Linked DNA regions of Homo sapiens: region 1 is linked to region 2. The links are chromatin contacts, found by Hi-C or POLR2A ChIA-PET in ENCODE. All regions are on one chromosome and are shown on one strand. Each heading gives the region's core, a stretch centred on a gene start or an enhancer-like site at or near the end of the contact. The rest is flanking DNA. Distances are from core to core; before and after follow the strand shown.

Region 1 (4,113 bases), core at 465-2,964, 140 kb before region 2:
TTGATCCCATGAACAGTCATACCTCCCACTTGGTGAGACCCAGAGCTTCAGTAGCAGAGCCCTGGACTGCAATAGGCCTGGAGCCCATAGGAACTGGGAATCAGGAAACATCAGGATGGGTTGGTGTCATCAGAAGAAACTGTTTCTTGGAGGGCTGGGCCTGAGCTGGCCTTGAAGACTTGGAGGCCCTTGGATGAGTGGAAGTCAGGGAGGGTAGAGCCTCATGAGAACCGTGGTGTCTGGACACTGTGGAGACCGGCTGGGGACTCCCCAAGGATGGGATCTGCTCGGCACAGGGAGGAAGCCACAAACCGAAACTTGCTGTGCTTAGCTGAGGTTGCTGGGCACTCAGGCGTTGCTCAGACTCATTCAGAGCCAGAATTTAGACTTCATGCTCTGTGAGCAGGTCTCAGGGAGAGGGTTGAGAAGGAGCTCCCAGTCACTTCAAATCTTCCTCTGAGATAGCTTGTCTATCATCGATTCAATCAACAAAGGCTCTTTGAGCTCCTCCCATGTGTGAGCAGAACATCCCGGAAGCCTCCCCTAGGGTTCATGTTCCAGGAAGGGGACTGGGAATAAATCCAGGCGTTTATGCCAGAGGGGATGGTGGGTGCTTTGAGGAAAAGTAAAGCAGGTGAGGGAAGAGAGTGCCCTGCTTTGATGGGTGGTATGGTTTGGCTGTGTCCCCACCCAAATCTCTTTTTTTCTTTCTTTCTTCTTTTTTTTCTTTTCTTTTCTTTTCTTTTTTTTTTTTTTTTTTTTTTTTTTTTTTTTTTTTGAGAGGGAGTCTTGCTCTGTCTCCCAGGCTGGAGTGCAGTGGCGTGATCTCGGCTCACTGCAACCTCCACCTACTGGGTTGAAGTGATCTCCTGCTTCAGCCTCCCGAGTAGCTGGGACTACAGGCGCCTGCCACCATGCCAGACTAATTTTTATATTTTATGCCAGACTAATTTATATACTAATGGGATTTAGTACAGATGGGGTTTCACCATGTTGGCCAGGCTGGTCTCAAACTTCTGACCTCAAGTGATCTGCCCTCCTCAGCCTCCCAAAGTGCTGGGATTACACGAGTGAGCCACCGTGCCTGTCCCCACATCTCACCTTGAATTGTAGTCCCTATAATCCCCATGTGTCATGGGAGGGACCAGGTGGAGATAATTGAATCATGGGGGGCAGTTTCCCCCATCCTGTTCTCGCGATAGTGCGTTTCTCATGAGATCTGATGGTTTTATAAGGAGCTTCTCCCCCTTTTGCTCTGTGCTTCTCCTTGCTGCTGCCATGTGAAGAAGGATGCATATGCTTCTCCTTCCACCATGATTGCAAGTTTCCTGAGGCCTCCTCAGCCCTGTGGAACTGTGAGTCAATCAAATCTCTTTCCATTGTAAATTACCCAGTCTCAGGTATGTCCTTATAGCAGTGTGAGAATGAACTAATACAATGGGAGAATCAACAAACAACCAAGAGAACAACATTTGAACAAGAGGGAGTGGCTGCCGGGTGTGCCTTTCCTCTTCTTACCTGTGGTGCCATTGTTGGTCCATCTCCACAGAACCATCTGAGGCTCCGCAGTTTATCCATCCCCAACTGTAATAACACTAATAACAGCCCCTCTACCACGAGCAACCACGGCAGATGTTTGCTCCCATTTGTAAAAGTTCTGGCTCAGCTGCCTCGCTCTGCTTGCTACAGGCATTTATCAGCTGTTCACTAAGCTGGATGGGGCAGTCTGCAAAGATAGATGTGGACACGTGGTGACCTCCTTACAGATCAGCTGCCGAGACACACATATCAGAGTTCTGAGAACACGCACGTTCAAGAGCGTGCGGAACGCACTGTACTCCGCAAATCCTTCCTGGGGCCTCACCTCGCTATATAAGGCTCTTCAGCTTCACACACATATAGACACACAGAGTCATCAGCACGGGTTTGGTATTGCTATCTTTGGAAACAACCCACATCTTTGAGTCCCATCCAGAGCCATGTCCACCTGTGGTTATCTTTTGGCAGCATGTTAGCCTTTTAAAGGCACCCACATTGTTCACGCCACTCAAGCTGAAGGAATTCAGGCATGTCGCCTTGGAGCTGGGAAAATGATACTCCCCATTTAGGGACTGTGGAGATAAGAGGGAGTTCAGAGTTCAGCTCAACTTGCTGAGATTTTGCAGCAGTGGCTCTTAAACTTTGGTGTGCTGAAAAATTAAGTAGTTGTGTGCTGAAAATGAAGATCTGGAGGTCCAGCCACTCAGATATTTAGACTCATGCAGTCAGTCTGAAGAGGAAGCTGGAATTCTGCAATTGACAGGCCCCTGGGGGCTTCAGGTGCTGACGGGCCACAAAGCACACTTTGAGAAACTGTTTGACTGTTGTACAGCCACAAACCAGTGTTGAAGGCAAGTTTTTGGAGATGCCACCTCCTTGGTAGCAAGTAATCAGCTGTGAAGAACACAGAACAGCTTCCTCTTAAAACAAAAGTGCAAGACCCTCCAAAGGTTAAGCAGGGAAGAGGGCTAGGAGATGCTGCGGAATGGGAGCAGGGGCTCCAGTCATCTTCAGGGCTCTCAGCATTTAACCTCCAAGCTTCACCTTCCCCTTGGAGTTCTGCTTGTTGTTGCTGTTGTTGTTGTTTTTAACTCTGATTTCTACCATGCCCATCAAAATTCCAATCGCCTTATCCCGAGTATAACTAAAATTAGCTGACATTTGCAAAAAAAAGTAATAAAGCAAAAGATGGAGAAAACTAAGGGGAATCATGATTGAAACTATAAATAGCAACAATATCCAAGTCTCCAAAATGTAGGTTTCTACTGCTAAGATGCCCGCTCACCAGCAGTGAGTGGGTGTCCCTCCGTTCACCTCCACCTCCAGGGTCCTTGACTCCTAGACTTCTGCTGGCATACTTCCCCCTGCACCTACCGGCCCAACACAACCGTTGCCTTCTCTGAGAACCAAAGCAGAAAACAGAAAATACGGTTTCCTATCCCACGCGGCTAGGATGACTCCACCAGCTCTGGTCCTGAGGCGCTCCCATCTCTCTGGCTCCAAGCTCTGCCTCTGGCCTCTGAGGCATTCACACACATCCCTTTCAGTACACACTTCGTGTGGCACTTCATGGGCACGCAGGATACACAAGCCATAATAACCCATGCACAGAACAGCTTGTGTGAGTGTAGCCTGCGGAGCGTCTGTGGCATACTGTGAGATGTACTATACCAAATGTGGCAAACACTTGTGACCAGCCCCTTGGGTGTATGTCCAGTTAGAAATGTAAAGCAATTCTGGGCAACATAGCAAGAGCCCATCTCTATAACAAACAAAATAAAAAGTTAGCTGGGGCCGGGCGTGGTGTCTCATGCCTGTAATCCCAGCACTTTGGGAGGCTGAGGCAGGCGGATCATGAGATCGGGAGATCAAGACCATCCTGGCTAACACGGTGAAACCCCGTCTCTACTAAAAATGCAAAAAATTAGCCAGGCGTGGTGGCGGGCGCCTGTAATCCCAGCTACTCAGGAGGCTGAGGCAGGAGAAAGGCGTGAACCCGGGAGGCGGAGCTTGCAGTGAGCCAAGATCGCGCCACTGCACTCCAGCCTGGGCAACACAGCAAGACTCCGTCTCAAAAAAAAAAAAAAGTTAGCTGGGCACGGTGGTGCATACCTGTGGTCCCAGCTATTTGGCAGAGGTGGAAGGATCGCTTGAGGCCAGGAGTTCGGGGCTGCAGTGAGCTATGATCTGCTACTGTACTTCAGCCTAGGAGACAGCAAGATCCTGTCTCTAAAATTTAAAAAAGAAAAAAGTTTTTTTTTTAAAGTGGCCAGACACAGTGGTGGCTCATGCCTGTAATTCCAGCACTTTGGGAGGCCAAGGTGGGAAGATCTCTTCAGCTCAGAAGTTCAAGAGCAGCCTGGGCAACACAGTGAGACCCTCTTCTCCATAAAAAATCAAAAAATTAGCTGTGAGTGATGGCACATACCTATAGTCCCAGTCTTTGGGGAGGCTAAAGAGGGAGGATCCCTTGAGCCCAGGAGTTGGAGGCTTCAGTGAGCTATGATCACGCCACTGTACTCCAGCCTGGGAGTGCAGACACTGTCTCCAAAATGAAAAATGGAAAGCACTGCA
Region 2 (4,246 bases), core at 1,585-4,084:
TATCTAATTTCAAAATAACTAAAGTAGTATGAAGTATTACAAGTAGCAGATGAAAAAAAATCAGTATGATACAAGGAGCTTCAAAAGTACTAGTTAAGTACTACCTCATTTCTTAAGCTGGAAGAAAATACCAAGTTGTTTTTTATTACTTCATTTTATATGTTATATAAATGCTCGCATATTTCACAATTTACAAAATTTAGCCCATATGAAAAGATAAAATACAGTGCACACTGGGATCTAAAAAGATAACTCAGAAGATGCCCATTAAAAATAAGCAACAACAGAAAAGCTACAAAACAGAAATCAAGAAAAACTAGATCTAAAATTAGATTACATAAATTAAACTTATGTCATTATCTAAAATTTATACAGTTAACTAACATTCTCTTATAAACTTTGGCTCATTTACACTAACGAATTAAAGAAGTGACAGAAGAAAGTACTTTTTCCATATAGCAATTTTAGAAATAATTTTCTAGAATTATAATAGCCAAAGGAGTCAAAGGGAAAATAGAAGTATCACAGTTTTGATGCCTAACACACAAGAAAAAAAATCTCTTATTTCCAATAAGATGATCAAGCAGCATTACAGAGAAAAAGCAGTTATATAGGAGGATTTCAAGTGAAATCCTAAAAACCCAGAACATTTATCACTCCCCTCAAAACCCTAGAAAACAGTCACAGTCTTTAAAAAAAAAAAAAAAAAAAAGGCCAAAACACAAGACTTTATAAAGAATATAATATTGCACCAAAATGGTTAGTAAAACTACAGGGAAATGAACATTTGTGGAACACTTACTATCTATGTGCCAACCACTTGGCTAAGGCATTTTATAGACGTTGACACATTTGACCTCCTGACAGCCCTACGAGTAGGTAGTGTTACTTCCATTTCATCAACAGGGAAAGCAAGGGTCAGAAGGATTAACTGGCCTAAGGTCACAGTTTGTGAACTATGGTCCCACATTAAAGTTCACTATGCCAAGATGCCACTCATTAAGAATCACTGAAATAGTTGTGAGAAAATACAGAGATGCAAGAACCCCCAAGTGTCTAAGTCTGATTTTAGCCCCTATATGCACTACTCTGCATCAACCACCCTAAACATGAAAAAACAAGAGCTCATTAGCAGTAATTACTTGAAAAAGGCATTTAATTTAGAACAGAATACTAAATTTCCCCAAAAGTTCATCTAGTAGAAAAATTTTGATTCCAGCATATAACAGATTGCTATATTTTCCCTTTACCAAAAACATTTTAGGCCAGGCACAGCAGCTCATGCCTGTAATCCCAGAACTTTGGGAGGCAGAGGGAGGTAGATCGCTTGAGACCAGGAGTTGGAGACCAGCCTGGGCAACATGGCAAAACCCCATCTCTACCCCAAAAAATAAAAAACTTGGTTGGGTGTGGTGGTGCAGCCTGTAGTCCCAGCTAATAAGGAGGCTAACGTGGGAGGATCACCTGATTCCAGGAAGTCAAGGCTGCAGTGAGCCCTGATCATGCCACTGCACTCCAGCCTGGGCAACAGGGTGAGATCCTGTCTCAAAAAGAAAAAAAACATATATATATTAAAGGAGACAAACTGAAAGGAAGGTAAAAACCAATAGCAGATGAGTCAATTTTGCATTAAAACCTTGGTCAAGGTCAAAGAACATGTGGGATTATAAACATGGGTGCTGGATTATACTACTCCAATGGCATTTTGGAAGTGGAATAGCTGAAATTTGTGTTAAAGAGGCTAGAAGCATGTGCTTTCTCATGCAATTATGTGAAAAGAACTAGGGAGAAGGTTTAAGAACTAAAAGCTGAGCAGATTAAATGAGTTTTGCCCCAAATTTTGGCTATCTCAACCATCAACTCAGTATCTCTGAGAGCACATCTGGGCCTGAAAGACAAAATCAGGCACTGAGTATTTGGACGTACCAACAAATAGAGGAAAACAGGAGGGAAATGCCTCATATGCACATTACCTGCAACAATACATAATGCACTGACACATCATTTCTAAAACTGAAGGGGAGAAACAGAAGTTTCTGGGGGTAAGTTATCATCAGTAATTGTAAAGTAGTAGTACAGGTACTCTGTTACTAACTCAAAATATGTAAACTACCACTGATATTCTATTTTGCTTGCTGTCCTCTGTCTTCCTTTAGAATGTGAAAACATTTACAATGATTTGCACAGGTTTGTATGACCTTCAAGTCTATCAACTGTTTATCTATTCTCTTGTGAATAGATATTCTCAAAAATGAATTCTCAAACCACAGAGCTTTTCGGGAACCTAACTCCCACTACTAGAAAGTGACTGGTCTATCAAGTAGACACTAGAAAGCACCCCTATCACATGCAGACCTAGGTTCCAAAGGCTCATTTCTAAGACAGTTGGTTAAAAGTCTACATTAAGAACTCCTTTAGTATGTAGTATGTAAAGCCAACTTTTATAAGGCGGGCTTGTTCCAGGCCCAGAAGACCTCAGTGAACTGAGCTCGAAAGTCCCAGTTATGTTTCACTGCATGAGATGACTTATCTTTAATGGGCCCTGGTATAAATTTTCTACTTTAAACCACTAAACCCCATAATTACAAAAAGTAAGTACCACTATCATTCCCATTGTCCAGGTGAGAAAACTAAGGCACAGAGAGGTGAAGTGAAACCATCCCAAATCACACACGACTAATGGTAGAGAGATATTCAAATCCAAGCAAACTGACTACTAAGCCACTGCTTTTGGCCATATTAAACTGAATCTACCATTTCCCCTACTCAAAAAGGGAGGAAAAACAGAGAAAAAATCCACTTCTCCTTTCTGTATTCTCAGTCTTGGGTAACGGGTGTCACCATCAGCCCAATCTCCCAAGGGCAAAAACTGTATTACCTTTGCACCAACCTAATAAAATTCCACCACCCAAAATTTGGTGTTGGAATCTCTGCTCCTTAAATATATGTATATATACATATATATCTTTATATCAACAATTTATATTTGCATCATCATTTTACCAGGTGCACAGTACTCCACTGCAAAGACGTAAATGCATTTTAAGCAAACACCTATTGAGGGTATGTGGCTTGTTTCTAATTTTCACTAGCATGAATTTTAAATCTTAGAGCCTGCTTCTTCCCCTCTGCTAACAGGAACTAAGAGCAAAGTGGTATGAAGAAAACACCAAGAGCCATGAAGACAAGTCCTTTAACTGATATGCTTGCTTAAGGATGTTCTTTTATGTCACCTACACAAAATGTACTCAAAATTTCTATTATTCAAATCAATTCTAGATCTTAAGAGGAACTTAGAAGAGGTGGCCCAATGACGCTCTAGGTGCTCTGGGAATCAAAGCTGAGATCCAGCGCTTAGTGCTATCTATTGTAACGTTTCCCTCACTAACCTGAACATCTAGGGTAATCTCATTTATGTATATATTCCCTAACAAAGGAGTATCTATCAGACAGAAGACATTTAGAAAGAATATGTTCAATCAGTAACCTGCAAGCCCTTCTCATAACTAGCTTATAAGAAATGCACTGGAAAACTGCCTTGCTCTCTCTCCCTTCTGACAGCACCAACTTTTCCACACAGGATGTTCTATAATACAATATATACACACATATATAATTTATATATAAAATGTAAATATATAATTGATTTGCATGAGTGCATGCATACATATACTTAGTTGGTTATATGTACTTTTATACGTATGTAATTATATATCATTTTATAAACCATTGCCTTTAAATAATCCTTGCATCTCAGAAACACAGAAAAATAACAAGGCCCAGAAATAATCAAAAACACACACTGCATGAATAGCTTACATTTTCTTCCAATGAGTCTATTACTAAAAGCAGTAAAGTGAGTTCAGTTTTACTTACTTCCCCTCCCACACTTCTGTGGAGTTTACAGAGAAATGCTACCCCCTTAAAAATTCTTAAAATGTATGTTCTTGTATTTCACAACACTAGCTATCCTCCAAATAATCCATGTCTCTTTCACATTTAGCCCTAACCTCAGATGTGACCTCTGGTTCTATCCCCTGACCGCTTCACTCATTTCTCTATACATCTTTCCCTGCAAAAGAAGTATTTTCAATGGTTTACTCCAAACTAATACTTCAAACTCTCTTCTCCACTCAAACTTTTCACTCAATATCTAGTCTAACAAGCTGTTGGGTGGCTGCCTACAGTGCCACATCCCTGCCTCCATTCTCTATGCCTACAACTCCTCATCACATTCCTGCACCAC

Evidence for each region. Hi-C counts contacts between places; a loop is a spot of excess contacts on that map. ChIA-PET counts read pairs that join two places held with the same protein, here RNA polymerase II (POLR2A). Pooled maps may share reads with other maps.
Region 1: a pooled map shows a loop between it and region 2 (1.9-fold over the local background). The contact joins two enhancer-like sites. A Hi-C loop is called at or near these places in 2 of 37 single-sample maps with no recorded cell type and 6 of 50 pooled maps. POLR2A ChIA-PET finds 5 or more read pairs at or near these places in 3 of 52 experiments (BJ, activated CD8-positive, alpha-beta memory T cell and activated naive CD4-positive, alpha-beta T cell).

What each region holds. Positions count from the first base shown.
Region 1 is chr21:37,553,755-37,557,867 of GRCh38, reverse strand. All of the region lies in intron 1 of KCNJ6-AS1 (KCNJ6 antisense RNA 1), which reads right to left. Among named protein-coding and RNA genes, the nearest start is that of KCNJ6-AS1, 37 kb to the right of the region's middle. RefSeq lists enhancers at 149-328, 539-598. Within about 2 kb of position 1,714, at least 4 of the 41 ENCODE cell types and tissues checked have a DNase peak (open chromatin) inside an H3K27ac peak, as active enhancers do.
Region 2 is chr21:37,412,784-37,417,029 of GRCh38, reverse strand. The region is part of intron 1 of DYRK1A (dual specificity tyrosine phosphorylation regulated kinase 1A); the gene reads right to left. Among named protein-coding and RNA genes, the nearest start is that of DYRK1A, 48 kb to the right of the region's middle. Within about 2 kb of position 2,834, at least 2 of the 41 ENCODE cell types and tissues checked have a DNase peak (open chromatin) inside an H3K27ac peak, as active enhancers do.